2 separate regions of the Homo sapiens genome follow, and region 1 is linked to region 2. The links are chromatin loops, found by intact Hi-C in ENCODE. Cell type or tissue: Caco-2. All regions are shown on one strand. Each heading gives the region's core, and the rest is flanking DNA. Links, peaks and the distances in the headings are about the cores only. Region 1 has its middle 8.7 kb from the start of TLK1. Region 2 overlaps LOC105373737 (a long non-coding RNA gene).

Evidence for each region. Hi-C counts contacts between places; a loop is a spot of excess contacts. Peaks named below come from ENCODE experiments on the same cell type or tissue, not always from the same donor. Only the 100,000 strongest peaks of a DNase experiment are listed, where the experiment ranks them.
Region 1: a loop joins it to region 2, with 6 times the contacts of the local background. A loop is called at or near these places in 8 of 110 quality-filtered maps.

Annotation. Positions count from the first base shown.
Region 1 is chr2:171,161,656-171,177,479 of GRCh38, reverse strand. It overlaps a transcript of TLK1 not described here. Among named protein-coding and RNA genes, the nearest start is that of TLK1, 8.7 kb to the right of the region's middle. RefSeq lists an enhancer at 3,999-4,328. In Caco-2, for the core only: no CTCF peak of the experiment used is centred there; DNase peaks (open chromatin) are centred at 10,719 and 11,069.
Region 2 is chr2:171,262,505-171,278,328 of GRCh38, reverse strand. LOC105373737 (a long non-coding RNA gene) reads left to right here. Exons shown (of 3, transcript XR_923573.3): 2 at 6,987-7,110; 3 at 9,557-12,703. LOC107983995 (a long non-coding RNA gene) reads left to right here and starts at 13,409. Exons shown (of 3, transcript XR_923576.2): 1 at 13,409-13,495; 2 at 14,248-14,294. It also overlaps the pseudogene LOC124906093. In Caco-2, for the core only: no CTCF peak of the experiment used is centred there; a DNase peak (open chromatin) is centred at 6,118.

The DNA of each region.
Region 1 (15,824 bases), core at 7,238-15,237, 110 kb after region 2:
TAGCAGTACTTGTTCTGTTTGAGGAACAGCTTTAAGAAGCCCAATGAGGTGGCTAATGCCTGTAATCCCAGCACTTTGGGAGGCTGACGCAGGTGGATCCCTTGAGCCTAGTAGTTCGAGACCAGCCTGGCCAATGTGGCAAAAAAACCATCTCTACAAAAAATTTAAAAATTAGCCAGGCATGGTGGTGTGTGCCTGTAGTACCAGCTACTCTGGAGACTGATATGGGAGGATCCTTTGAGCCTAGGAGGTCAAGGCTGCAGTGAGCTGTGATCGGGCCACGGCACTCCAGCCTGGGTGACAGAGTGAGACCCTGTCTCAAAAAAGAAAAGAAAAAAGAAAAGAGGAGTCAGGCATACTGGCTCATGCCTGTAATCCCAGCACTTTGGGAGGCAGAGGCAGACACATCACTTGAGGTCAGGAGTTCAAGACCAGCCTGGCCAACATGGCAAAACCCCATCTCTACCAAAAATACAAAAATTAACTGGGCATGGTGGCAGGCACCTGTAATCCCAGCCACTCAGGAGGGTGAGGCAGGAAAATTGCTTGAACCCGGGAGGTGGAGGTTGCAGTGAGCCGAGATTGTGCCACTGCACTCCAGCCTGGGTGACAGAGGGAGACTGTTTTAAAAAAAAAAAATTAAAAAAAAAATAGGCCGATGAGGTGAAGCAGAGAGTGAGCAAGGCAGAGAATGCTCAGAGAGGAGGCTGAAGATCTAGAACAGAGGCCAAGTCATTGTGGACGCTGAGGGCAATGTAGGGCAGGAATGCAGGAGTGGAAGCAGGGAGACTATGAAGTTATTGTTTTAGCTCAGTAAGAGATGACGGTAGCCTAGAGTGGTAGCCATGAAGAAAAGGAGCAATGGTAATATTAGAATATGCTTTTAATGCGTAGCAGATCAGAACTTAATTATGTGGATGTGGGAAGTGTGGAATCAGACAATTCCTAGGATTTCAGCCTCAGCAACTACTAACTAATGGGGCCATTTACAGAGATGGGAAAACTGGGGAAAGAACAGGTTTGGGGGCAAAAATCAAGAGTTCCGTTTTGGATATGTGAGTTATTAGACAGCCCAAGAGAAGCCATGCTAGCCGAGGTTGGAGCTCAGAGAGTGGTCAGGGCTGGAGACATGTATTCTGAACTAATCTGCATAGAGATGGTTTTTAAACCCACACAGTGTGCTGCTCAACACTGGTCCCAATTAGAATCACCTGGACTGCTTTAAAACCCTTGATATCCCGGCCGGGCACAGTGGCTCACACCTGTGATCCCAACACTTCGGGAGGCTGAGGCGGCCGGATCACCTGAGGTTGGGAGTTCAAGACCAGCCTGACCAACATGGAGAAACCCTGTGTCTACTAAAAATACAAAAAAATTTAGCAGGGCATGGTGACCCATGCTTGTAATCCCAGCTACTCAGGAGGCTGAGGCAGGAGAATCGCTTGAACCCAGGAGGTGGAGGTTGCAGTGAGCAGAGGTCGCGCCATTGCACTCTAGCCTGGGCAACAAGAGTGAAACTCCGTCTCAAAAACAAAAACAAAAACAAAAACAAAAAAAAAACCTTGATATCCTGACTCCAGCCCCAAAGATTCTGATACAAAAGGGGCCTGGATTTGGTATTTCTTTTTAAAAAGTTTCTCAGGTGATTCTAATGTGCAGTCAAGGTTGAGAACCAGGGTCCATGGGAGGTAGTTGTGGCCATCAAGGTGGGAGGATAGTGTCCCAGAGGTCAAATAAAGACAGAGGTTTAAGAAGAAGGGAGCAATCAGCTGAATCAAATACTGCTAGGAGGGCTAGTTAGATAAAGACTGAGAGGTAACTGTTAATTAGGAATGATGAAGTGTGTTACAGATAGAATGGGAGATAACAAATGGTGCTCCAGTTTTTCTTCATTGTGTATGTACAGTTGTCCCTTGGTATCCATAGGGGATTGGTTTAAGGACCACCTTCCCATACCAAAATTCATGGATACTCAAGTCCCTTATATAAAATGGTGTCATATTTACATACTTAAAAACTTTAAATCATCTCTAGATTACTTATGATACCTAGTACAATGTAAATGCTCTGTAAATAGTTGCTATACAGTATTGTTTAGGGAATAATGACAAAAAAGAAAAGTCTGTACATGTTCAGCATAGAATGCAACCACTACTATTTCTTTTTTTTTTCAAATGTTTTTAATCTTTAGTTGATTAAATCCATGGATATAGATACCATGAATACGGAGGGCTGAGTGTACTTTTTTTGAAACAATCTCACTCTGTAGTTCAGGCTGGAGTGCAGTGGCACAATCATAGCTCACTGCAGCCTTGACCTCCTGGGCTCAAGCAATCCTCTCACATCAGCCTCCCAAGTAGATGGGACTACAGGCTTGCACCACCGCACCTGGGGCTGATTTTATCCATTTTGTATAGAGACGGGGCCTTGCCGTGTTGCCCAGGCTGGTCTCAAACTCCTAGCCTCAAGCAATCCTCCCAACATGTTGGGATTATAGGCATGAGCTACTTCACCCAGCCTTGATTGTACTTACTGAGTGAAGTTGGGAGTCATAAGGCATTTTATAAATAAAAATCATTTAAAATGTTAAGGGTAATATTACTAAAAGTTATATTCTAAATCTCCCTTAAAAAAAAAGATGGTGAATCTAAATAATAAGTAGCTACAGAAAATTTGGGGAATTGAGAAAAGGAAAAAAAATGTTATCCAAAAGACTATTGTGTGAACACAATCACCATTACTTAGTCATTGACTAGCTTTCATTTAGTGAATTCCTACTTTGCAGCAGGCTCTGTGCTAAGGATATAGAAATGAATATGACAAAAGTATTTGCCCTCAAGGAACTCAGGGCTTAGTGGAGGAGGAGGACATGCAAAAAATAATTCTAAAACAAAGTGATAAGTGATATAATAAAGATTATACTAGTATGCCATGGGAGCAAGGAGATAGAGAGCTTAATATTGCATGTTAAATAATAATTATGAAGAGTACCTTGGCAAATTAAAAAATTGCTCCGTTTTAATGTTAGTGATAAAAACAAGAAGGAGAATTAGTGTACCCCATGATTACAATCATATAACAATGTGATTCCCCAAAGGTTCTCTAGCCAAGGAGAGGCTTGAGCTGCATCTTGAATGGTGAGTCAAGCAAATAAGATTAGGAAAAGGGTGGGGGAAAGAATAGGTAGGAGTAGGAAATTCCAAGCTGGAGGAAGGCAAAGGAAGTGAAACAGAGTGTATAACCTGTTTGGTCACTGTAATAACTTTCGTGTGGCTGCAGTGTGGGATTCCCATGAGAGAGTAACCAGATATAAAACTGGGAAAACAGGCAGGTGACAACAAGATTAAAAAGATGAAAAAGAATCACATAGTGCTAGAAAGACTAGTTGGAAAGCTTTTGGAATAATCCAGGAGGAAAAATAATAAAAGTTTGAACTAAGGCAATGGAAGAAGGACGGATGGATGGACAGATGAATGAATGGGAGGAGATGGATTCAACAGGCTGTTTAAGAGACACCGTAGTCTTAGGGAGTGGCAAGGGATGGAGGTATGGGAAATGGGGAGCTGGGGGTGACAAGAATGACTCTCAGTTCTCTTGTTTGGATAACTAACTGGGTTCTTGTCTTGGTTCTTATTCCTGGTCATTTCTACCCAAGATAGTGAATATAGGATGAAGACATTTGAGAAAACTGTGGAACATCCAAGGGGAGATGCATAGGGTCAATTCTGAACCTCCTGGAGCTCAGGAGAAAGATGTGGGCTGAAGAAACAAATTAAAGAGTCATCATTGGGCCAGATGTGATGGCTCACACCTATAATACCAGGCTTTGGGAAGCCGAGCGGGGAGGATGCCTTGAGCCCAGGAGTTTGAGAACAGCCTGGGCAACATAGTGAGACCCTGCCTCTGCCAAAAAAAGAAAAAAAAATTAGCTGGGCATGCTGGTGCACACTTGTAGTCCTAGCTACTCTGGAAGCTGAGGTGGGAGGATCCCTGGAGCCCAGGAGTTTGGGGCTGCAGTCAGATGTGATGAAACCAGTGCACTACAGCCTGGGCAACAGGAGTTTGGGGCTGCACTGAGATGTGATGACACCACTGCACTACAGCCTGGGCAACAGAGTGAGATCCTGTCTAGCTCTGTACATATGTGATCCGTATGAGTCACAAGAGTAGATGAGATTGGGCAAGAAAGTTGCATATATATCATTTGTGTGTTTTCCTTTTTAGTTATGTTATTCTAACTGGTATATTTCCTTAGTTATAATAATAGTGAGCATACAAGTTTCTGTTTCCTTTTTCACCCTACATCATACCAAAAGCTTTTGTCATGTTGCACCAGAGTTTTCAAAGTAGTCACAACTGGCTGAATAAAACTATACTAACAGGATATGCTATAGTTATAATTGACTTTGACTCTGTGATAAACATTTTTATTCATAGTATTTCCCCATATTTTGAATTTTTTTCTTAGGAAAGATTCTCAGAAATAGGAATATATGTATGTTATACAGTTAAAGTGGACTATACATATATCCAAATCACTTTCCAAAATGTTTGTACCAGTTTATCAACAAGGTATGAGAATACTAGAGTATTAGTCTGTTTTCTCACTGCTATAAAGAAATACCTGAGACTGGGTAATTTATACAGAAAAGAGGTTTAATTGGCCCACAGTTCTGCAGGCTGTACAGGAAGCATGATGCTGACATCTGCGTGGCTTCTGGGGAGGCCTCAGGTAACTTTTAGTTATGGTGGAAGGCGAAGGGGAAGTAGGCACATCTTACATGGCCAGAATAAGAGCAAGAGAGAGAAATGGGGGAAGGTGGCACTTTTAAACAACCAGGTCTCATGAGAACCCACTCACTATCACAAGAACAGCACGGAGGAGAAAATTCACCCCCATGATCCAATCACCTCCCACCAGGCCCCACCTCCAATACTGAGGATTACAATCCTACATGAGATTTGGGTGGGGACACAGATTCAAACCATATCAACTAGTTTAAGTAGATACTTCCCATAATTTTGTATTGTGTGTGTGGTGTGTCTATATTTTTATTGTATTTGTTAAACATTTTATTGAAGTATAACTACATGTACCAAAGTGTACAAATCTAAATGTATATAGCTTGATGAATTTCCACAAAGTAAACGTACTTTGTAACCTGAACCTAAACTAAGAAACAGAACATTACCAGTCACTCAGAAGCCTCCCTCCTATCCTCTCAAGGGTAACCACTGTCCTGATTTTTAACCCATAGAATGATTTGCCTGTTTTTAAACTTTATATAAATGGAATCACATAGTATGTAATCTTTCATGTCTATCTTCCTTTGCCCAACATTATTTTTGTACAGTTCATCTACATCATTGTGTTTAGTTGTGATTTGTTAATTCTCATTTCTGCATAGTATTGTATTATGTGAATATTCTATAATTTATTTATTCTAATGAGTACTTAGATAGTTTCTAGTTTGGGGCTATTACAAACAGTGCTGCTTTATGAACATTCTTGTACATGTGCTTTTGATGAATATATGTAACGCATTTTTGTTGGGTATATACCTAGGAATGAAATTGATGGATCACAGATATGGACATTTCAGCTTTAGTGGTTACTGCTACCAGGTACCAATATCCACTTCCACCAGTGTGTGGGAGTTCCCAGTGTTGCACATATTTACTGACATTTCATATTTTTCATTTTAGCCTGTCTGTTGAGTGGTATCTCATTTGCCTTAATTGTTTTGCTGTTGTTGACTAAAGATATTTAGCATTTTTTTTTGCATTTGGTTATTCTTTTTTGTGAAGCAACTGTTCAAGTTTTTGTTTGTTTCTACTATATTATCTATCTTTTCCTTAAAGGTTTTATTTTGCTTTTTACATATTCTGAATACAAGTCCTTTGTCAAATATATGTATTGCAACTATCTTTTTCCGCTCTGTGTTTGCCTTCACTGTCTTTTTTTTTTTTTTTTTGGAGATGAGGGCAGTGTAAGAGTCTCCTATTTTGCCCAGACTGATCTTGAACTTTCAATCTTCCTGCCTCTGCCTCCTCAGTAGCTAGGACTACCTACAGGTGCATACCACTGCACCCAGCATCCTTTCACTGTCTTTTCTTTTTTTTTTCCAGACAGGGTCTCACTGTGTCATCCAGGCTGAAGTGCAGTGGCGTGATCTCAGTTCACTGTAGCTTTGACCTCCCTCCACCTGCCTTGGCCTCCCAAAGTGCTGGGATTACAGGCATGAGCCACTGCACCCGGTCTCTTCACTGTCTTAAAGCAAGTTTTTTGATGATTAGAAGTTCTTTATCTTAATATTGTTTAACCTATCAAAAATATCCCATATGGTTAGCACATTTCATGTCCTGTATAAGAAACCTTTGCCTAACTTAAGATCATAAAAATATTTTTAGATTTTTTAAGAGCTTTATTTGTTTTAATTTTCATATTTACAGCTACAATTCATTTGGAATATATTTTTGTGTTTGGTGTGAGGTAAGGGTCAAAGTACGTATTTTCCCCTCTGGATATCCATTTGACCCAGCCTCATTTATTGAAAAGATTATTCTTTACCCCACTTCACTGAGTATTAATATTCTAAGTTTTTCTTTTTAGTTTAATTGATGAAAAGTAGTACTTCATTGTTTAATTTAAATTTCTTGACTATTTGGGTGGTTTGACATTTGTCCATTGTGTTAATCAAGACAGGATAGGCTATGCTGTAATAGCAAATAAAGCACCAAACAACGTAGGTTTATTTCTCTACATGCAAAGTCTGGTGCCAACTTATGGGGCAGCTACGCTCCCTGCAGTGATTGGAAGATCCAGGGCACTTTCACCTTGTGACTTCGCATCATTATCTGGTCTCTATAGTACCTACCAGAGGAGAAGACAGAGTGTGATGGTGGCGCAATGACTCTTAAGTCTTTTGTCTGGAAGAGACACACCAGATGTCTGCTTACATTCCACTGTCTATACCCAATAACGTGGCCCTATCTCACTGAAAGGAGACTTGAAGGTATACTTTACCCATGTGCCCAGGAAGAAGAGGAAAACTGATACAGTGAGGTAGTGGTTCTGCAACACTCCCATAGTTAGCTAATTTATTTTCAATTTTGTGAATTGTTGTATCTATTGACATTTATCTTTTTGTGTATCTCATGTTTATATTAAATCAAAATAACCTTTAAGCTTTGAATTCTATTTTAATGTAATAATGCTTTTTCTAATTTATTACAAGCTTGCTTACTACATATTTACCTATCCTTTTCTTTGTAGTCTTTTTGTCTTATTTTATTTAGAAGTATTTTTTTATAAGCAGTAAAGTATTGGATTTTAATTTTTAACACAATCTGGGAGGCTTTTTCTATTAATAGGGAATCTACATTTAATAACTAAACTTATCATGGTTAGTCTCACTGCTGCCATGTTTTTATGCCTTTCTTTTCATGTGTGCATGCTGTTTCTTTTCAGTTTTGTCATTTGCTCTGCAGACTTAGTTTTGTTTGCTCTTATTTTCTACTGTGATTTTCAAAGATGGCCATTCCTCTGATTCTGCTAGTGGGTTCCTGAAAGCTTTCCACAAATACTTTAAAAATCTACCTTTGCTTAATTGAATCAATAAAAAGCCAAACAATAGCTTTTAACTATCTGCGGAAAAGAAGGCACCAAACGTTTTGTTTTTCTTCTAGCCCCTGTTAATCCTTCTTTTTCTTGGTCTTCATTAATTTAATCTGGGGTAATAAACTCAGTCATTTGAAAAAATACAGCGTTTTTTTTCCCCATAAAGTACTTGCTATTCCTATAAAACGTTTGGAAAATATTGAAAAGTACAAAGGCTAACAACAAAAATCTGCCATTATTTTACCACAGAAAGACAACCACTCTTAATACTTTGGTATATTTTCAACTGGGCCTGGTGGTGCATGCCTGTAATTCCAATTATGTGGAAAAATCCTTGACCCAGGAATTCAAGGCCAGCCTGGGAAAGATAGTGAGAACTGGTAATAAAAATATTTTGATATATTTCCTTTCATTCTTTTTGTTATACACATTTTATATGATTGAGACTATATTGTATATATATATTTTATGCTGCTTTATTCACTGAGATGCTCTTATAAGCAAACTATTGCTTTTGGTTATTATAAAATCTTCACAAACATTTTAATGGCCTTATCATATTTTATAAGATAGATGAGCCATAATTTATTACCATATGCTTAATATTGTACATTTACGTTATTTTCAATTTTATTGTTACTATAAATAATGTTGAATAGAATTATCTTTGTGTACAAAGAGAAAAAGCACAGACACATTTTTTCTAATTTAAGATTGTTTCTTCCAGATAGATTCCCAGAATGAAATTAGTGGATCAAAAAACAAATTTTTTTTTTTTTTTGAGAAAGGGTCTCACTCTGTTGCCCAGGCTGGAGTGCAGTGGCGAGATCTCGGCTCACTGCAACCTCTGCCTCCCAGGTTCAAGCGATTCTCCTGCCTCAGCCTCCCAAGTAGCTGGGATTACAGGCATGCGCCACCACACCCGGCTTTTTGTATTTGTTGCAGAGACGAGGTTTCACCATGTTGGCCAGGCTGGTCTTAAACTCCTTACCTCAAGTGATCCACCTGCCTCTGCTTCCCAAAGTGCTAGGATTACAGGCATGAGCCACTGCACCCTGAGCACACACTTCCAGAATAACTCTCATCATTATAAATAAAATCTCAATGTAACTATATTGTTGTGATAGTTCTATTAACATTTTAGACTTAGCATCATCTTATCTCCCATTATTGGTGTTTATATTATCTTGTATCTATAGCTAAAGTCTGTTTTAGACACCAGTTCTTTCCAACCCCTATCTTCCAAACTATGAATTCTTTTTATGATTCAGTGATTCATGGTTCATTGAATTATGACAAATCCATGGGAGAATGTTCCTAATTTGCCCCCAAAGTCCTGGGATTACAGGCATGAGCCACAGCGCCCTGAATACACACTTCTAATCAGCACCTGGATCATGAAACAAAAAAATCACTTGCAGCTCAGAATCCCCGCTCTTACTTCATGGTGGCATTTTGACTGTTTATTTTTTTATTTTTTTATTTTTTTTGGAAGAGGAGGAAGAAATTCTCATCAATATTTTACATTCCCATATTGTTTCAAAGTTTCTAAATTCATATGAGGTTATATATGTCTCCTTTGCCATGTATCGAATTAAGAAAGATTTGGCATTTAGTTTTTATTTTCTGGGAATGCATTAAGTAATTCTGAAAATCTTTAAACTATGGAGTGGGAAAGATATTGTCGAAGATCAAAGATATTTGATATTTTTTACGAAAAGAAACTTCCATTTCTTTTGCCTACAAAAAAATTTATGCTGCAGAAACAATGTCCAGGGTAAGATTTTGGGCATTTTTGTTTTTCCCTCTTAATGTGATAAATTTATATTTTGGTTTAATCAGTAAAATTTAGGATAAGTAAAGTGTAACACTAGATTATAATTATAAATTATAATTTATATATTTTTAAATTACTTTTCAAAGTTGCCTGCTTTGTTAAGAGGTACACTATTGATTCAAAATTTGTAATATGAGCACTGTTTGCTTGTTGTACTTTGTTTTTGTAAACATTTCATAATACCATGTCCTTGGAGGATAGCTTCTAGTGCACTTTGGGGGAGGGGATATTATTGTTCTGAAGTTGGTTACAATTATTTAACCTCAGGTGAAATAAATCTAGTAATTCCAGTTTTTGTTTGAGAATCTAGTAATTCCAGTTTTTGTTGTGTATGGACCAAGGGTTTTCTTTTTTTCAAATGGATTGACAAATCTGAGAGAAAACATTTCCATCACTGGAGGGAGCAGAGGAAGTGTAATCTAGCCTATTATATACAAAAGCTTGGAACTATCTCTTCAGGATTTGGAAACCAAAACTTTCAAGCAGTGGTTTTGTGAATTGTGCAATGAAGATAGAACCAACTTAATGAAATGAGAATTCTTCATAATCTAATGTAATGGAGCCATTTGTCTAAGCAACTAATCAAAAAAACTATTGAGGGGGCGTGTTGAGATTGCAGGGTAGGCATCTTAAGAGCTCTGATCTATATTCATACCTTTGGACAAAGAAGGAAACAAAAATTTGGAGGTGAGTCCAGGCAGAGGAGGCCTTGTTGACATTTCAATTCACTCTGATAAGAAGGAAGAAGGCCCAATACTCCTCATTTCAACATTTGTAATGTAATAATTCATACATGTAAGAGTAGATCTAATATATACATGTAGTTTAAAGAGAAAGAATAAGACAAACATACCTCCGTACTCCCACCCAGCTTAACAAGTGGTGCTTTTAGCAGTGTTTTTGAAGTCCCTCTGAGTTCCCATGATCACATGTGCCCTTTTCCTTGAAGGAGGTAACCACTCTGATCTTGGCTTCTCATTTCCATTTTTTTCCTTGTAGTTTAATGTATTCCTGAACAATATATGATTTAGTTTTGAATGATTTTGAATATTTGAGAAGGAATCAAACTGACTTTGTTCTTCTGTAACTTGCTCTTTTTAATGAGCATTATATTTGTGAGCATTTTAATTGTTGTGTAGTATCCCACTGTACAAATATACATATCTCTAATTTATCCATTCTCTTGTTGACGGACATTTGGGTAATTTCCAGGTTTTGACTACTACAAACAGTAGTGCCGCGGACATTCTTGTTCTTATCTCCTGGTGCATAGCAGCAAGAATTCCTCTAGGATACATTCTTTGGAACGGAACTGCCAGGTCAGAGAATCTTCGTCTTTCACAGATACTACCTTACGAAATATCTTTTTGCTTACTTCAAAAGGGCTTGGGTTGCCAGATTTAGCAAATTAAAATGCAGGATGCTCAGATAATTTGAATTTCAAATCAATAAAAAACATTTTAGGATAAATATGGCCTACACAATATTCATAGTTTAATCTGAAAACCCTAACAAGGTCAGTGAACTTTATCAAACCACAAACATTGGGCAATGAAGGATGAGTGTGAAGGGGTGGTGGGGCATTTGGCCTATTCTTCCCCTGCTAGATGGCCAGCCCAGATGTTTATGAGCAGGTTAGCTCAGGGGACTCCAGTGCTTATTAACCAGCTGTGTAGGTAGTTGGTTGGCTCCACAACTGTATGCCAGGCAGGTGCTAGATGTTGGGTATTAACACAACTGTAACCATTACAGAGAAGGGTCCTTGCTCTCCCTAGGCTTTCAGCCAAGAGGGGGAAATAGAGAACAGAGAACAGTACAGCAATGACAAATGTACGATGGGAGCAGTGGTGTGCTGGTGAATGCTTAATAATTGGCTCTGATGGGGAGAAGCAGCTCTAACTTGTAGCTTTTGCTGACCTAGGAGTTATAACTACTCTCACCATGGCTGACTTCAAGCTACAATTGTAACATGTAACATTACTGAATGTGGAGTTGGGAAGCCATGTACATAATCTTCTCCCAGGACATTATGAACAGGCTCCAGTATCCCACTGTATGGGAGTACTCAGAAAGTATACCTCATCCAGTCTCCGGACTCATTTCTTTTTTTTGAGATGGGGTCTCCCTCTGTTGCCCAGGCTGGAGTGCAGTGGTGCAATCTCGGCTCACTGCAACCTCCGCCTCCTGGGTTCAAGCAATTCTCCTGCCTCAGCCTCCTGAGTAGCTGGGATTACAGGTGTGCGCCACCATGCCTGGCTAATTTTTGTATTTTTAGTAGAGATGGGGCTTCACCATGTTGGTCAGGCTGGTCTCGAACTCCTGACCTTGTGATCCACCCGCCTCGGCCTCCCAAAATGCTGGGATTACAGGCGTGAGCCACAGCCCCCAGCCTCTGGGCTAATTTCTTGTTGGTTTGGGGGAAAGGGGCTTAGGTGGCTCAGACATTAATTTTTTCCCTTGAATTTAGAAGTTAAGAGTATAAAATGCATTTTAGTATGTCTATAATATTGGATGCTTTGTAAATATTTTTACTATGGTATAGAAATAGAAAATAGTCTATTAAACATAGTTATAAATTATGATCATCCTATAGATCGGGGCTCAGACCTTCACCTTTTGCATCTGACCTTCCATCAGGAGACCCTTGAAGACTTCTCCTGCATTGCCCTATCACCTGAAACCCAGCTCATTGATCGTCATCATTCATTAATTCCACAACATTGACAGAGCCCTTGGTCTGTACTAGAGGCTTAAGGCCCTGTCCTCATGGAGCACTCAGAACGTTCTCTCTAGTCTCTTCCTGATTCTTTCTAGGCAGGTTTACTACCTTTTACTTGCTCAGTTCATTTCTGTGTTCTCAAGCTGGCTTTCCCTCTGGGAATATTCCTCCATGGAAGATTGCCAGAAAGCTTCCAATGATCTCTTCTTGCTCTTGAGATTTCTTCTTCCCTACAGAGTGGCACGTGTCTCTTTCTGTCTGAATCTGAACTCTTCTGACTTTTCTATATTTTTTCCTATTGTGTAATCTATCACTCTAGCCATCTAATCTTTTTCTTTTTTTTAGATAGAGGTGGGGTCTCACTCTGTTGCCCAGGCTAGTCTAGAACTCCTAGGCTCAAGTGATCCTCCTGCCTTAACCTCCCAAAGTGCTGGGATTACAGGCGTGAGGCACCGTGCCCAGTCTTGATCTATTTTTTTATCGGACATTTTTTGAATGCCCATATACTAGCAAATTTCAAGGTGTGGAGGAGCTTCTCCTTGCCATTTAAAAGTTTTCATTTATTTGACATAATCATTTTATAAAATTATGTATTTGCACAACTTATGTCCAGAGGCCTTCTTTATGCTTCAATTACTTCAATTACTTAAAACGTATTTATTGAACTTTTTCTGAATATAAAAAGAAATACATGATTTGTTTTACAAAATTTGGAAAAGCATACATAAAGAAATAATAACTATGTGATCTCACAGCCCAAGGCTAGTTATTATTAACTTTTTGGGGCACATCCTTCCAGTTTTTTTTCTTTTTAAGAGATGGGGTCTCATCATGTCGCCCAGGCTAGTCTTGAACTCTTGTGTTCAAGTGATCCTCCCACCTTGGCCTCCTGAGTACTTCCAGTGTTTTTGATGCATACTTAGGAATAAATCCAGATCATATCCATTTTTTCACTTACTATAGTGTGAAAATGTTATCTTCTCTGGTATTCTTTGAAGACATGATTTTAAATAATGGCATGACATTCCATTTTCAGGCTAAGCTGCAGTTTGTTTAAATAACTCCCCATTGCCAGTAAAAGCCTTTTTTTTAAAGGTTGGTGAGTGCTGTCTTATCAAAAACCACATGAAGACAGGAATCAAACATTTAATTGTCCTTCTAAGGAAGTATCCACAACAAAAATATAACTAAAGTAAGTTGATCATGTATATGCTGTAATCCTCTAGTTATCATTAAAAATAAACATAGCCAATCTGCATTAAATATAACATGAGTTAGGGTGGACGTGGTGGCTCATGCCTGTAACCCTAGCACTTTAAGAGGCCAAGGCAGGTGTACTGCCTGAGCTCAGGAGTTTGAGACCACCCTGGGCAACATGGTGAAACCCCATCTCTACTAAAATACAAAAAATTAGCCGGGCATTGTGATAGGCATCTGCAGTCCCAGCTACTCAGGAGGCTGAGGCATGAGACTTCCTTGAATCTGGGAAGCAGAGGTTGCAGTGAGCCAAGATTGCACCACTGCACTCCAGCCTGGGTGACAATTAAAAAAAAAAAAAGTACTATGAATTGGCATAAGGATAACTTAAAAACTTGAAGCTCTGGAGAAGGTTGGGAGAAAGATAACCTACCATCATCAAACCTTTTTGGTTGGGCTTTGTTTACCATTTTTGAGAGGAACTGAGCTCTGTACAGTCTCAGAATTGGTAGGAGCTTTAAAAATCACTCAGTGACTCTAACCTCTTTCTCGTAGATGAGGAAATTGAATCAAGTTACCTGCTGAGACTAATACTCAGGTCTCTTAACTTCCTTCCTGTCCCATGTTCTTTTCACCGCAATCTGCTGACTAAGCTTACTCTTAAAAATACAGAAAGAGCATACATTTATCAACATGTCATTACAGAAACTCTGTTCCTCTTATAGTGCATGTATTTAGGTATAAAAATCGAATGGCAAGATCCTGGGTATGTATCCAAGGGAAAGGAAAGCCTATGTCCACAGAAAGACTTGTACATGAATGTTCTTAGCAGCATTATTCGTAACAGCCAAAAAGTGAAAACAATGCAAATGTCCATCAATAGTTTAATGGATAAACAAGTGTGGTACACTCATTCAGTGTAATACTACTTAAAAATAAAAACAAACTATTGATAATGCAACAATGTGGACGAATCTCTCAAAAAAATAATGTCGAGTGAAAGAAGCCAGACAAGGCCTGGCACGGTGGCTCAGGCCTGTAATCCCAGCACTTTGGGAGGCCAAGGTGGGCGGATCACCTGAGGTCAGGAGATTGAGACCAGCCTGGCCAACATGGTGAAACCCCATCTCTACTAAAAATACAAAGTTAGCTGGATGTAGTGGCACGTGCCTGTAATTCCAGCTACTCAGGAGGTTGAGGCAGGAGAATCATTTGAACCCGGGAGGCGGAGGCTGCAGTGAGCCGAGATGGCACTCCAGCCTGGGCAAAACAGAGTAAGACTCTGTCTCAAAAACAAAAAACAAAAAACAAAACCAAAGCCAGACAAGAGTACAAATTGACTGTATGGCCTGCATTTATCTAAAATTCTATGAAATGGAAAGCTACCCATATGACAGAAAGATCTGTGGTTGGAGAGAATGGAAGTAGTGTGGAGGAGGAACCACAAAGAGGAAACTTTGGAGGGTGATAGATACATTCACCATCTTCCTTGTAGAAGTGGTTTCAGGGAGGTATACACATCAAAACTTATCAAATTGTACACTTTATTTTTATTTTTTTGAGACAGAGTCTAGGAGTCTCGCTCTGTCGCCCAGGCTGGAGTGCAACGTTGCGATCTAGGCTTACCGCAACTTCTGCCTCCCGGGTTCAAGCGATTCTCCTGCCTCAGCCTCCCGAGTAGCTGGGACTTCAGGCGCGTGCCGCTACACCCGGCTAATTTTTGTATTTTAAGTAGAGATGGGGTTTCACCATGTTGGCCAGGCTGGTCTCAAACTCCTGACCTCGTGATCCGCCCACCTCGGCCTCCCAAAGTGCTGGGGTTACAGGCGTGAGCCACCGCACCTGGCCAATAATTGTACACTTTAAATATGTGCAGTTTATTTTGTCAATTATACCTCAATAAAGTTGTTTGTGAGATGTCCCTCTTAAGTTTGAAAAGCAGACAAGACTAAAAACTCACTGAAGTATCTAAAGCACAAGGCAACTACAATTACTTCTGGAGATAACTGACAATCAAGGTTCTTTTCTAGTATGATAGTTTATCTGAACAAAACATTACTATGAGAAATGCGAAGTCATAAAAATAAAAAATAGAAACGACATTTTTGTCCCCCTGGTAATCATGCCATTTCCTCTTGTCTGTGCAGTAGCGCTATATCATAATCTTTTTAGTGCTCTATTCAATTTGGTTTTCTAAAGAGAGAAATAACCTTGTTGTACTTTTCCTGAACTAGAGTGCTCTTTTATGTACAAGAAGCCCAATCCCTGGTGTGAGTATACTTGTGTGGGTCTGTAGAAAGCTACACTCTATCTATAAATTTTAGCAAATGCTGTTATTTATTTTGGGATTTTTGTAGTCGGGACTCAGCGGAGACACTAGAAACAAATTATAAGTTTCTAGAAACCATACCTTCTGCAAGATGAACGCTGTATAGTTTTCCTAAATATGT
Region 2 (15,824 bases), core at 2,946-10,945:
TCCATATAAGAAGAGGTAGAGACAACAGGGAGGCACACACAAAGAAAAGGCCATGAAAGGAGACAGCAAGAAGGTGGCTGTCCACCAGCCAAAGAGAGAGGCCTCGGGAGAAACAGAACCTGTCAGCACTTTGATCTTAGACTTCCAGCCTCCAGAAACATGAGCTTAAATTTTTATTTAAGCTACCCAGTCTGTGGTATTTTGTTATGGTAGCCCTAGCAAATTAGTATACTCTGTCTTGGGACTTCAATTACATATATATTAGGCTACTTAAACTTATTCCACTGCTTATTGAAACTGTTTTTTTTTTTAGACTTTTTTTCTCCCTCTGTTTCATTGAGAACTTTCTTTCTTTTTTTTTTAGTTTCCTTCAAGAAAAGATTTATTGCATATTATTAGTGATTATGTTTTACAGCAAAATTAAATATATATGCGTTTCACAAACACAAAATGGGAATCAAGGCATCTATCAAATTTAAATGTTGAACCAAGTCTTAGTTTTCAGAATTCAGTAGCCAGTCATGGTTCTGCACCAGGGCCACCAGTCCATGATTTCCAGTTGTTGAGGATCTTTTCAGTAATTGGAACAAAATCTTCCTTATCTGTGACAATTGTTTCCACATAAAACCCTTTTGGGGGTTCAGATAGTTCACTGGGTACTTCACTTGTTGAGCCATCCTTTTGCTGTACTTCATCACCTGACAACTTCGCCATTTTCTGGCCAAAGTAAACCATTGAGCCCACCAGAGACCGGGTGCCAATCCCATAGATCACCAACTGATCCCATAGACCACCAACATCCACTGGTACCGGGCCGTGAACTGGTTTTGATACATGGGTACACTGGCGAGGGCCTCGATTCTCACAGGCCCACGGTGGAGGCAGCTCCTTGTGAACTTTCTATTGCTGTGTCTTCAAAATCCATAATTTTTTCTTCTGCATTGTTTAATCTACCATTATTTCCATGCAATGGCACTTACATTCCCATCCAATGGCACAATACATCCAGTGTATTTTCATCTCAGATGTATTTTTATCTCTAGAAGTTTGGTTTGGGTATCTAAAGTTTTTTTAAAATGTTTGTGGGTACATAGTAGGTATATATATATTTATGGGATACATGAGATATTTTAGTACAGACAGGCAATGCATAATACTCACAGCAGGGTAAATGGGGTATTTATGACCTAAAGCATTTATCCTTTGTGTTACAAACAATTCAATTATATTCTTTTAGTTATTTTTAAATGTACAATAAATTATTGTTGACTGTAGTCACCCTGTTGTGCTATCAAATACTAGATCTTATTCATTCTAACTATATTTTTGTACCCATTAACCATGCCCACACTCCACCCCGCCTCTGACTACCATTCCAGCCTCTGTTAACCAACCTTCTATTCTCTATCTCAATGAGTTCAATTGTTTTAATTTTTAGTTTCCACAAATCAGTGAGATTATGTGAAGTTTGTCTTTCTGTGCCTGGATTATTTCACTTAACATAATGATCTCCAGTTCCATCCATGTTTTTGCAAATGACAGGATCTTATTCTTTATTCATGGCTGTATAATACTTCATCATGTATATGTACCACATTTTCATTACCCATTTGTCTGTTAATGGACACTTAGGTTGCTTAGGGAATCTAAATTTTTTATTAATATATTTTATTTTTTAGAATAGTTCTAGTTTACAAAAAACTGAGAAGAGGCTGGGCGTGGTGGCTCAGCCTGTAATCCCAGCATTTTGGGGGGCTGAGGCGGGCGGATCACCTGAGGTCAGAAGTTCGAGGCCAGCCTGACCAACATGGAGAAACCCTGTCTCTACTAAAAATACAAAATTAGACAGGTGTGGTGGCACAGGCCTGTAATCCCAGCTACTCAAGAGGCTGAGGCAGGAGAATTGCTTGAACTCAGGAGGCCGAGATTGCGGTGAGCTGAGATCACGCCATTGCACGCCAGCCTGTTCAACAAGAGCGAAACTCCATCTCAAAAAAAAAAAAAAAAAACTGAGAAGATAGTTGTTGTGAACTGACTCATGTCCTCTCAAAATTTATATGTTGAGGCCCTAGCTTCCAAAGTGACTGTATTTGGAGACAGGACTTTTAGGGAGGTAATTAAGGTTAAATGAGGTCAGAAGGGTGAGACCCTAATCCAATAAGACTGATGTCCTTATTTTAAAAAAGAGAAAAGACACCCCTCTGTCACTCTCCCTCTCTACAAGTGTAGGGAAGAGGCCATGTGATGACGCAGCAAGAGGTAGCTGCCTACAAGCCAGGAGGAGAGTCCTCAACAGAAACCAGCCCTGATAACTCCTTGATCTTGGACTTCTTGCCTCCAGAACTTAAAGAAAATAAATTTCTGTTGTTAAAGCCACCCAGACTGTGGTGGCTTTTACGGGCAGTCTGAGCTGATTAATGCAGTGCACAGGCTGGGCACAGTGGCTCACACCTGTAATCCCAGCACTTTGGGAGGCTGAGGTGGGAGGATCATTTGAGGCCAGGAGTTCGAGACCAGCCTGGGAAACATAGGGAGATCCCATCTCTGCAAAAAGTAAAAATAAATTAGCCGGGCATGATGGCACGTGCCTGTGGTCCCAACTACTCAGGAGGCTGAGGTGGGAGGATTGCTTGAGCTCAGGAGGTTGAGGCTGCTGTGAGCTGTGATCATGCCACTGCACTCTAGCTGGGTGACAGCAAGACCCTGTCTCAAAATAAATAAATACAGTGTACAAATATATCTGTTCAAACTATACTTTCAATTCTTTGAGGTATATACCAGAAGTAGAATTGCTAGTAGTTCTATGTTTAATTTTTGGAGTGACTGCCATACTGTTTTACATGTGATTAATTGTTAATAATAATAAAAACAAGGCAGCAGTATGTTGTTTAAAAAATCATAAAACTAGAATTTTAGCCATGCCTTTGCTACCAGCTCACTTCACTATGTGACCCTGACAAAATATTAAATCTCTTGGGGCCTCAGTGTCCTCATGTGATACAAGAGTTGTGCCGAATGATTTCATGGTCACGTCAGTGCCAGTGTTTCTTGATTCTATGATTCTAGGTGCTAGGACACCTGGGATCCCTAGTTGTGCATATTTGACAATACTACTACTTTTTAAGTTGCCTGCTATTAAGGGCTGAGACAGGGTAAGGTCCCTAGTGGGCTGAATTGAGTGTGTGGTGATCTCCAGAATGGCCAAAGGCAAAAGGCGCATCGAAGATTGGGACAATAAGGGTAATGTCAGTCATCAAAACTAAGGGTCAGGAGCAAGGGCTTTGTATAGGAGCCAGGGATCCCAGGAAGAGGTCAGGCTAGAGGTTGCCAAGCTAGACTGCAGAGCTGAGTGGTGACTGGCTTCCTTATGTTGGCCATAGGTGGTGCTGGACCCCAGAGTTCTGTTAGACTTCTCTGTGTCTCAGTCTCCCTTGCTGTAAAACAGTGCTATTAATTGCTATTTTTCTACCAGTTAGGCTAGAGATAAATGGAAATACAAACTTTGGAAAGAGCTAGACCTTAATTTTTTTTTTCTCAAATAAAAAACTAAATGTTAAATTTATTTAAGTTGGAGTAAAAATAAAAATTGGTGAATTTGAGTAAGAGTATATGGGAGTTCTTTGCACTATTCTTGCAGCTTTTCTGTAAGCTTAAAATTACATAATTGGATTCATGTGGACATAAAGATGGGACCAATAGACACTGGAGACTCCAAAAGGAGGAAAGGCGAGCAAGGCTGAAAACCTTCCTATTGGGGACTATGTTCACTATCTGGGTAATGGGACCAATAGAAAGAAGCCCAAACCCCAGCCCCATATGACATACTCTTGTAACAAATCTACACATGGACCCCCCTGAATCTAAAATAAAAATGAAAATGTAAAGATAAAATTACATCAAAACTTTAAGTTCCCAAGGAAAAGAGGAAAAACTTATTTAAGAAGGAGAGCGAGGCCAGGTGCAGTGGCTCACGCCTATCATCCCAACATTTTGAGAGGCCTAGGCAGGAGGCTCACTTGAGCCCAGGAGTTAAAGACCAGCCTGGGCAACGTAGTGAGACCTTGTCTTTACTAAAAAAAAAAAAAAAAATTTAGCTGGGCGTGGTGCCACACACCTGTAGTCCCAGTTACTCAGGAGCTGAGGCAGGAGGATAGCTTGAGCCCAGGAGTTCGAGGCTGCAGTGAGCGGTAATTGTGCAACTGCACTCTAGCCTGGGTGACAGAATGAGACCCTGTCTCAAAAAAATAAAAAAGAAAAGAAAAGAAATTTACCCACAGTTTCTTTAGAGTTGATTTTGGCCCAGCATGGTAGTGTGTGTCTATAGTCTCACCTACTCTGGAGGCTTAGGCAGGAGGATCATTTGAGCCCAGGAGTTTGAGGCTCCAGTGTACTATGGTCATAACTGTGAATAACCCCACTGCAGGCCAGCCTGGGCAACATAGGGAGATCCGTCTCTAAAAACAAACAAACAAAAAAAGGATTGATTTTGTATGCATAGATGAACTGCTTCCAAGGCAAAACATCCAAATCATATTAAAATGTCTTTTAACATTGACCCTGAAAGTACATCCAAATACCAATGTATTCGTATCAACAACTCTAATTTGTCATTAAAAATTCAAGCAGCAACACTTCCAGATTTATCAGCTGATGATAAACACTTTCATTGTACACTTAAATATTGTGAATTTTATTATGTCAATTGTAATCAATAATTTTTTTAAAAAGGAAAACTTTAAAAATAAGTCATTCCTTTTTATTGCCACACTATTTTTATCCCAGTGGATATCTGGTGTTAGGATCGCAGTAACTGCCATTGGTAATAAATAATAAACAGCATCAATTGATGAATGTTGAACATGGGACACTTGGAATGACCTAAATTCCCACCTTCTCTCTTTTGTCAGTATAAATTAAAAATAAGAGAGAGCAGGTGGTTAACATAATGGAATTTGCTTCACCAGGAGGCTGCTGTGGTGAATTATTTGATCTGAAATAAAAAGGTGATAACGATGGGGATCATTTGAGATCAGATGTATCAACTCTCCTTTTTATTCTAGAGCAAATATTAGAGGGTTGAATGATTCTCAAGCTGTAGATATTTCTCAGGTCTATTTTTAAGCTCAAACTGGCTCTTTCCCAGAAAGAAGAGAAACAAAAATCTACTGGCAGTAAAGCCTTTACCTTTTTTCATTGAATTTTCTGAGGGGATTTAAAAAAAAAATCTTCTAAAAATCCAGGACAGATGGAGCATTATGAAGAACACTGCAAAACAGAATACTTTCAGGGAGTACTTAGAAGAAAATAAAATGTTCAAAAAGACCTTGTCTTCAAAAAAAAAAAAAGAAAAAAATCGGTTGACTAAAGACAAAGTATCTGATGTAGTAAAACATTTGCCCCATCTAGGCGCGGTGGCTCACGCCTGTAATCCCAGCACTTTGGGAGGCCGAGGCAGGTGGATCACAAGGTCAGGAGATGGAGACCATCCTGGCTAACACGGTGCAACCCCGTCTCTACTAAAAAAAGTACAAAAAATTAGCCAGGCGTGGTGGCGGGCGCTTGTAGTTGCAGCTACTTGGGAGGCTGAGGCAAGAGAACGGCTTGAACCCGGGAGGTGGAGCTTGCAGTGAGCCGAGATTGCGCCATTGCACTCTAGCCTGGGAGACAGAGCGAGACTCTGTCTCAAAAAAAAAAAAAAAAAAAAAAAAAATTTGCCTTTCTTTGAAGGAACTGAAAACAATGAAACCCAGTCACATTAAATTGTTCTCAAAGTTGGTGTATCAGGCACCAGTCCAAAGGATTTCCACCCGAAAAGTTGGTAGAATTCTTTTTAGCAATAAGATAGTTGAATGATTTGGGTAATGTTGCAGAGAACTGGTAAAAATGTTGCTCATTAACATTCATTCTCTCTTTTTCCTAACTCTAAAACTATTCTTTAGCTATCAGAAAAGTTAAATTTAATACAGTGTAAACTCTCCAAGGGGAAAGGAATAGCAGAAAAATTCCAGATGTCTCAGCCCTGTTGTGTGCTCACAGAGGTTGCACAATTTCCACTTGTAGATGGGTGAAAAGGTGTTAGAATCAGTTACCTGGCTCTTTGTAACATGTAAAGAATGTGAGGTGGCCTATGCCAGCCTGGAGGGAGAGTGAGAAGGGCTCTGAATGTTGACATTACTTCCCAGTTCACCATGACTCATTCATCTGACTTGCTACCAAACCATTGGGAATGAGCCAGTATAAGGGAACATGTTACAGCAGCCAGTGAAATAGACCAAAAAACTGTCAGTCCCAGGAAAGTACTGGAGAGGAGAATTGCAAGTGTGGTGGCGAATCTTTGCCAAACAGATACAGTTGATTTTTTTTTTTTTCCTTAAAAAGTCACACTTGACAAATCCTTCCTGAGTTTCAAGGGGAAAAGACACATAAACTTCCGTTTTGCTATCAATAAAGGTAGCAGGATATAAAAGGCTTAAATACCATCTTAAGAATAAAACATAGAGGCAACATGGCAAGCTATAGCAAGAAAAGAAAAAATAAAATAAACGAAGAAAAAGAAGTGCAGTGAAAAACAACAAAAGAAAAATCTTCCTTGAAGGGAAACTGGGAGCACATTTCCTTGGCTGAAGATCCAGTGTGAATAAAAGGGGGAGAAAATAACATCTTGATAAGACCAAATGAAATGGCAAACCAACCTTTAGTATTAATGAGCTTGTCAAGAGATCTTTAGATGGGTGATTTGGAGTGCTGGCATTTTGACACCTGAGGCTGTTTACTAAGCTTAAAGGAATTGGCAAAAGTCTCAAAATGCTTTCAAAATCACTTCATTGTGATTCTCTTTAGATGAGCAAAATCAAATAGATGCCTATAGCTCATAGATGCCTATAGCTCATAGATGAGGGGGTATGAAAAAGCATGAATGTGTTGTTGTAACAAATCCAAAGTGTTTGTAAACCATTGTCTGTGTCTTTGAATGTTTGGAATTGCAGGATGATTGCAGAAAGGATGACCTACAAGTGGATGGTCAGATCTGGCTGCAAATGGATGTCTGAAAGAAAACGGGGATCCTAGGAAACCCATCACAGCCCTCTATGAGCTTCAGAAACCAGCAAGGTTAATTATGTCATTGCCTCTAAGTGAATGCAGGTGACATTGTTTTGATAATTTGATGAACATGCCTCCTCCAGGAACAGTGTGATCCAAGATGCCAGGTCCATTTCAGGGCCTGAATCAGATGTCCGGAATCTCAAAAAGACTGGGAATTAGAACTGGGTTCTCAAGGGGAAGGACTTCTTAAGGGAAATTTTTTTCTTGGCTAAAGAGACACTCAGGAGGAAATGTCTTTTCTTTTGCTGCCATTGAATGACTAGATCATCTATCTATCTCTCTCTCTGTCTATCTATCTATCTATCTATCTATCTATCTATCTATCTATCTATCTATTGTTATATTCAAAAAATATTTTCTCAGCATCTACTGTATGCCAGGGATTATGGTAGGTGCCGGGGATAAAATTAGTTAATAAGACCCGCACGGAGTTTACATTCTAATGAGAGAGTCCCAAATAAACAAGTACGCAGATAAATATTATACTTACAGATTCTGAAGAGTTCTGAAGAAAAAAAAGAGGGTGATGAAGAGTGAATAAAAAGGTGACTAAATTGAGTAAAGGTCCCTTTAGTCAGAGTGGTCAGGCCATGAGAGGCAAGTCTTGAGTGAGAAAAAGCTAGGCCTATGGATGAAAAGCAGTGACAAGGAAGGAAAGAGTATTTCAGTTAAAGGGAACAGCAAGTACAAACCTATGAAGTAGAAAAGAAGAGGCATGCTCTACAGTGGTTGAGTCAAGGGAAGAGTGATAGTAGATGAGGTTGCAGGGACAAGAAATTAAGATTTTATTCTGAGTGCATTGGGAAATCATTAGTGGCTTTTAAGGCAGAGAATAAGGTTAGTCATATTTTAGTAAGATCACTTTGGCTGTTACATGAAAAATGTATTGGAGGAGGACAAATACGGAAGCAGTAAGACCAGTTAGTTGGTACCAGGTGATAGTGACTTGTGCTGTTTATCCCATTAATACGGTTTGGATCTGTGTTCCCACCCAAATCTTGTGTTGAATTGTAATCCCCAGTGTCAGAGGTGGGGCCTTGTGGGAGGTGATTGGATCATGGGGGTGGTCTTTCATGAATGGGTTAGCACCATATCCTGGCGAGGCTCTCCTGACACTGAGTGAGTTCTCATGAGTTCTACTTGTTTAAAACTGTGTGGCACCTTACCCGCCCCTCCCACCCCACCCCCAGCACTTCATCCTGCTCTGGCCATGTGAAGCTCTTCACTCGCCTTTTGCCTTCTGCCATGACTGGAAGCTTTCCGAGCCCTCCCCTGAAGCAAATGTTGCCATGCTTCCTGTATAGCCTGTGGAACCATAAGCCAATCAAACCTGTTTTCTTTATAAATTACCCAGTCTCAGGTACAGGTATTTCTTTATAGTAGTGTGAGAACAGACTAATATACCCACCGAGAGGGAATCTCTACACCTCCTTCTCTTGACTCTGGGCATGCGTGTGGCTGCTTCTACCAATAGAGTAGCAGTGGAACCAACCCCGGGACATCCACATTTAGATCATAAAAGGACATGGGAAGCCTCTGTCTTGTCTGCTAGGACATTGCATGGTCTATCACATAAGAAGTCCATCTCAGGCTAGGCTCTGTGGCTTACACCTGTAATCCCAAACTTTGGGAGGCTGAAGTGGGCAGATCACTTGAGGCCAGGAGTTTTTTTTGTTTTTTTTTTTTTTTTTTGAGACAGAGTTTCACGCTTGTTGCCCAGGCTGGAATGCAATGGTATGGTCTCAGCTCACTGCAACCTCTGCCTCCCAGGTTCAAGTGATTATCTTGCCTCAGCCTCCTGAGTAGCTGGGATTATAGGCACACACCACCACACCGGGCTAATTTTTGTATTTTTAGTAGAGATGGGGTTTCACCATGTTGGCCAGGCTGGTCTTGAACTCCTGACCTCAGGTGATCCACCCACCTCGGCCTTCCAAGTGCTGGGATTACAGGCATGAGCCACCGCTCCCAGCCCGAGGTCGGGAGTTCTAGACCAGCCTGGCCAACATGGTGAAACTCTCTCTCAACTATAAACACAAAAATCAGCTGGACATGGTGGAACGTGCCTGTAATCCCAGCTACTGGGGAGGCTGAGGCAGGAGAATTGCTTGAACCCGCAAAGCAGAGGTTGCAGTGAGCCAAGATCTTGCCAATGTATTCAGCCTGAGGCAACAGAGCGATACTCCGTCTTAAAAAAAAAAAATAAGTCCACCTCAGCTGGGGACGGTGGCTCACACCTGTAGTCCCAGCTACTAGGAAGTCGGAGGAGGGAGGATCACTTGAGCCCAGGAGTTCAAAGCTGCAGGAGCCATAATCACACCTCTGCATTCCCATTCTAGCCTGGGCAACAGAGTGAGACCTCATATAAATAAAAATAAGGAAGCCCACCTATCCTGAGACTGCCCCGCTATGAAGGAATCCAAGTCACATGAAGTGTAAATGTTCCATTCAGCAGTCCCAGCTAAGGTCCCGGTCAGCAGCCAGCATTGACCACCAGATGTGTGAATGAAGAGGCCTTCAGATGATTGCAGCCCCTATTGTTAAGGCAACCCCAACCTCCGAGTCTTCCCAGCAGAGGATTCAGCTACTATGGAGTCAAGATAAGTCATTCCCACTGTACCCTGTCTGGGGTCCTGACACATGAAGATTGGAAGTGGTTTGTCACATAGCAATAGTAACTGAAACACTGGGAGAGGGACGTCTTTAAGAGGAGAAATTAAGTTCCCAATGAGATTTTAAAGATGTACTAATGAAACAATCAAGTAGAGATATCAAGTAGTTAGTTGGACATGTGAGCGTAAGCAGACTTCTTGGCTGGAGATATACTAATGGCAAACAGCATATGGATGTCATTTAATTTCCCAGGCCTGGGTGAGATCACCTACAGCAGGAGGTGGACAGAGAAGAGGAGCTGGTTCAAGACCTCATTCTGAGGAAGCCCAGTATTTAGAGGTAGGGAAGAGAAGGAAGAGCCAGAAAAGGGAATTGAGACAGAGTGCCCAGGGAGGCAAGAAAAAAAAAACACCCAAGAGAATGGTTTGTCACAAAAGCTGAGAGAGAACATTATTTCCAGAACAAAGAGAGCGGTCAACTTTGTGGGAAACTATTGAGAGTCAAAAAAGATAAGAGAAAAATGGTCATTAGATTTGGCAACAAAGAGATCACTTGAGACCTTGAAAAGAACAATTTCAGTGGGAGTGGATGGGGCAGACACATAATGGGGGTTTTGATCTCTCAGGGAAAGAAGAGCAGTCTATTATTTCAGAAAAAGTTGGATCAGCCATGCCATATGCAGCTAGCTTAAGTGCTACTGAAACGACACAATTTACCTGCTTAGACAAACAGCATAATGTAGCAAACAGCATAAATTTTTAGCATTAGACAGAACTGGGTTGAAATTCTACAGACAAATTACTTAAACTCATTATGGTTCAGTTTGTTTATCTGTAAACTGCAGAGGAAAAAACCACTTTTCTTCTATTCTCCTAGGTTCTACAGTTAGGAACCTAGAAATTGAACTGACAAAAGACAGGTTAACAAGAGAAAAACAGAGCTTATGAATGTGTGCAATGCACATGCATTTGGGAGAAACTCAGTGATGAGTGTAACTTGCAGGAGTAGTTGTTATGTAGCATCGTAACAAAGATGCTACATAAAAACTACTCAGTGATGAGTAGTTTGCAGGAGTAGTTGTTATGTAGCATCGTAACGAAGAATGGTGTATTTGTAGAGATGTGGCAAAACGAAGGAAAAGGGGTTTAAGCTTTTGGAGTGACAAATTGTGGGGAGGTAAATATGTGGAGAGAAACTAATGGAAAATAGGAGTTATTTTATTAGGGTTTACTATGTAGGTACCTTTTGGTGCTATCTCTGGGCTAGAGTTATCTCCTCGTCTCTAGTGATTATGAGTCTAAGAGTTTCCTCTTCCTGGTATGCGAGAGAGAGAGAGAGAGAGAGAGACGCCTTTGCAAATGTATTTTTTTTTATTAAAAAAATTGTTAATTGCAGAGATGGGTGTCTCGCTATATTGCCCAGACTGGTCTCAAACTCCTGGCCTCAAGTGAGTCTTCTGCTTCGGCCTCCCAAAATGCTGGGATTACAGGTGTGAGCCGCCAAACCTGGCACAAATGGAAATTTACGTCCTACTTTTAGGCAAGTAGGGAGGAGGGCAGAGATACTTCTTGGCATGTGCTGCTTCTCAACTGTTTTCAGCTCAAAATAATCCTTATGCAAAAGTTCATATTTTGGGGTGGCATATTCTAATCACCCCCCCAAAATAAGAATAATACTTTTTCATAGGGTTGTTGTAAGCATAACATGAGAGAACATTTTAGCATAGCAGTAAGCATATGTAAGTTGCTTAAGCTCATTCATTTAAAACATACTTATTAAGTGCCTACTGTGTACCAGGCCCTGTGCTGAGTGCCTGGCATACAAGGATGAAGTCTCAGTTCATGATCTGCAGAAATGTATAGACTAGTGAGGAGACAGACCTGCAAACAGTTGCATTACAGTAAGATTATTGCTTCAGTAGGATTGTGACAAAGGAGAAGAAAACCTGAATGAGTCTGAGGGGATCAAGAAAGGCTTCACAGAAGAAGCAGTATTTTATCTGTGACTTGAAGACACGGGGTGGATTTGCCAGGTGGACAAGCTGGGGAGGGTGTTCCAAGTAGAGAGAACATTGTATACAAAGCTTCAGGAATGGGACTGAGCATAGCATGCTCTGGAACCAGATAGCTGAGTGCTACTGGAGTAAAACTTGTGTGGAACAGGTGGAGGTGTGGTGGTAGGAAAATAGTGAGGGATGGGGCCAGACAGGTAAAAAGAAATCAGAGGATGGAGAGTCTCATTTGCCACGAAGAGGAGTTTAGATGTTATCTGAAGGGATCAGGAGCCACTGAAGTACTTGGTAATAAGGAAGTGAAAAAAACGTTCTTTTTGTTGTTTTTTAGAAATGAGGTCTCAGTCCGTCACCCAGACTGGAGGGCAGTAGTGCGATCATGGCTCAATGCAGCCTTGACCTCTTGGGTTCAAGGGGTCCTCTAGCCTCAGCCTCCCAAGTAGCTGGGATTACAGGCAGGAGCTGTGACCCTGACGACAAAATCATTCTTATGCGTGGAAGGTGAACTGAGAGTTTGCTTAGCTTTGTAAAATGCCCTAATCTTTGCACTTAAAAAATGGTGCCTCTGACCAATGCTCAGCAGTATATGTGCTATGATTTGTCTTTTCAATTGTTCCTCTGAACTATTCTTATTCTCTTGTAGGGAGATATTTGCAGACCAATTGAACAGAATAGAGAATCCAGAAAGAGACCATCTAGAGGAAAGACTAACTTAGCTTGCCATTCTTTCTTTAGAGAATGATACCGATGTCATGTAAAGCAATGATCAAAGAGTACATATCCAGCCTGGGCAACATAGTAAGACCGTGTCTCTACAAAAAATAAAAAATTAGCCGGGAGTGGTGACATGCACCTGTAGTCCTAACTACTCGAGAGGCTGAGGTGGAAGGATTGCTTGAGCCCAGGAGATTGAGGTGGCAGTGAGCTATAATCGCACCACTGCACTCCACTCTGTCTCAAAAAAGAAAAAAAAAAGGACATAGCAAAAACAAAAAAATATATATATGGAAAAAAGTATTAAAGACAGGTGATTAATCGTGATATGATGATATTATCTAGATTTTATCGTATTTGATACTTTATGATATTTTATGACAATTTTGATATTTATAGTCTTAGAAATTTGGTTTGATGTGCTTTCTCATTCTAATTCATTCTTTTTGTTTTTTTAAGAGATGAGGTCTTGCTGTGTTGTCCAGACTGGAAAACAGTGGCTATTCACAGGTGTGATCATAGCACACTACAGTCTCAAACTCCTGGGTTCAAGTGATCCTCCTGCCTTAACCTCCAGAGTAGCTGGGCCTATAGGCATGTGCCACTGTGCCCAGCTATTTAATTTTTTTTTTTTTTTTTTTGAGACGGACTCTCGCTCTGTTGCCCAGGCTGGAGTGTAGTGGCGCGATCTTGGCTCACTGCAAGCTCCGCCTCCCGGGTTCACGCCATTTTCCTGCCTCAGCCTCCTGAGTAGCTGGGACCACGGACGCCCACCACTACGCCTGGCTAATTGTTTGTATTTTTAGTAGAGACGGGGTTTCACTGTGTTAGCCAGGATGGTCTCGATCTCCTGATCTCGTGATCCGCCCGCCTCGGCCTCCTAAAGTGCTGGGATTACAGGCGTGAGCCATGGCGCCCGGTCTCCAGCTATTTAATTTTATTCTTGCACCTACTTTTGTGTCATAATTTTGCATTTTTTTCTTAAAGAAGTACATGCTTTTTCTTAAAGAAGTTTCTAAAAACTGAATATTCATTAGGTCCCACAAAATCTGGGTAAGTGTCTGAGTACTGCACTATCCTTTATTGATTTCTCTAAACCTGCCTGCAATTTTGTAAATAGTCATTTTATTAAACTCTTCTCAGTTTGCCCATGTCCTCTGTTTCTAGGACCATGACATTCAACAATGTTCATGTTGGTCATAATCTTTGTTCATCACTTATACAATAGATTCTCTTGTATGTATAAAGACATTCACAATAATAAAAAGGATATGTGATATATACATATATACATACATGTATACACATACCACCTGTGTGTGTGTGTGTGTGTGTGTGTGTGTGTGTGTGTAATGTCTATGCCAGTGCCATGTATAGATACTTAAGTAATTGTTAACAATACTTCCTGGAGAGAAACAAGGGAATAGGGGACAGAGATTAGATGAGGAATTATTTCATCATATTCCTCTTTCTTTCTTTTTTTTTTTTAATTTTTAATTTTTGTAGAGATGGAGGTCTTGTTATGCTGCCCAGGCTGGTCTCAAACTCCTGGGGTCAAGTGATCCTCCTGCCTCAGCCTCCCAAATTGTTGGGATTACAGACATAAGCCACTGTGCCCGGCCTGTATTGCCCTTTCTTGCCTAAACTTTTTCATGTTTATATATTTGTTTCTCAAATTAAATTTTGATTTCATTTTTGTTCAAACAGATTCACTAGGTACTTTTTGAGGGGGAGGAGTCAAAACTTAAGAGTTAGGTTTCATTCAAGATTAATCAGTATGGTTTATTTTCATGTTCTCATGACAGTGTTCCCATAGTTGGAGGACTTCTGGAACTGGTGAGCAGTCCATCAGGTAATGGGCATAAAAGTAGCACTTTTCACTTTATTCAGATCTTACCTTTGTTTGAAAATATTCTCTGAAGTGCTTCCTATGAGGACAGATTACATTATTAGAGGACTATGTTGATTTTTATTCACTTTGGGGGCACTCTCCAGAGTTCCACAGGAATTTCCAGACATGACATGAAATGCCCACATTTATTTCACAGATCTCCCCGGCCATATAGCTGAGCCTCAGTGTTGCACCATCAGGAAACAAGAACATGCGCGCTGGGAACCTGGAAATAGAAAATAGATCCCAGCCCCATCCAGCTGACTGAGACCAATGCCTGATTCCCCAGCAGGGCAACCTGCCAGAAGTAGAGTCTGTAGTCCTCAGTAACTCTCCTGCAGGGGTTCCCCTCACACACTCCACTTGTGCAGAAGACTAGAAAGATGGCCAGAAACATAAAAAACACATCACGCTGCAGAGCGGTCTGCCTCTTGGCCTGCTGGGATGGCAGCCCTGGCGCCAGGGAGGCAGCTGAGGTATGGAAAGTTATATTAGGAAGAGAGGAAAGGGAAATATAGCCCCACAAACCCAGAAAAGAAAGAATGGAGAAATGGGGCCTCCAAAGTTGAATTCCTGGCCGGGCATGGTAGCTCATGTCTGTAATCCCAGCACTTTGGCAGGCTGAGGCAGGCAGATCACCTGAGGTCGGCAGTTCGAGCCCAGCCTGACCAACATTGAGAAACCTCGTCTCTACTAAAAAAAAAAAATTAGCCGGGCATGGTGGTGCATGCCTGTAATCTCAGCTACTCGGGAGGCTGAGGCAGGAGAATCACTTGAACCCAGGAGGTAGAGGTTGTGGTGAGCTGAGATCGTGCCATTGCACTCCAGCCTGGGCAACAAGAGTGAAACTCCATCTCAAAAAAACAAAAACAAAAACAAAGTTGAATTCCTGGCATGGAGAAACCCCATCTCTACTAAAAATACAAAATTTAGCTGGGTGTGGTGGTAGGTGCCTGTAACCCTAGCTACTCAGGAGACTGAGACATGAGAATCGCTTGGAACCCGAGAGGTGGAGGCTGCAGTGAGCTGAGATCACACCACTGCACTCCAACCTGAGGGACAGAGCGAGATTCTGACTCAAAAAAAAAAAAAAAAAAAAAAGTTGAATTCCAACCAGGTGCAGTGGCTCACGCCTGTAATCCCAGCATTTTGGGAGGCCGAGGTGGGCAGATCACGAGGTCAGGAGATCGAGACCATGCTGGCTAACACAATGAAACCCCATCTCTACCAAAAATACAAAAAATTAGCCAGGCGCGGTGGCAGGTGCCTGTAGTCCCAGCTACTCAGGAGGCTGAGGCAGGAGAATGGCGTGAACCCGGGAGGTGGAGCTTGGAGTGAGCCGAGATCGCGCCACTGCACTCCAGCCTGGGTGAAAGTGCGAGACTCTGTCTCAAAGAAAAAAAAAAAAAAAGTTGAATTCCTTGGCTCTTACAGGCATGTGCCTGCAATGTATCTGCTTCAGTCACCCAGTGCCTCAGGAAAGCAAATGAT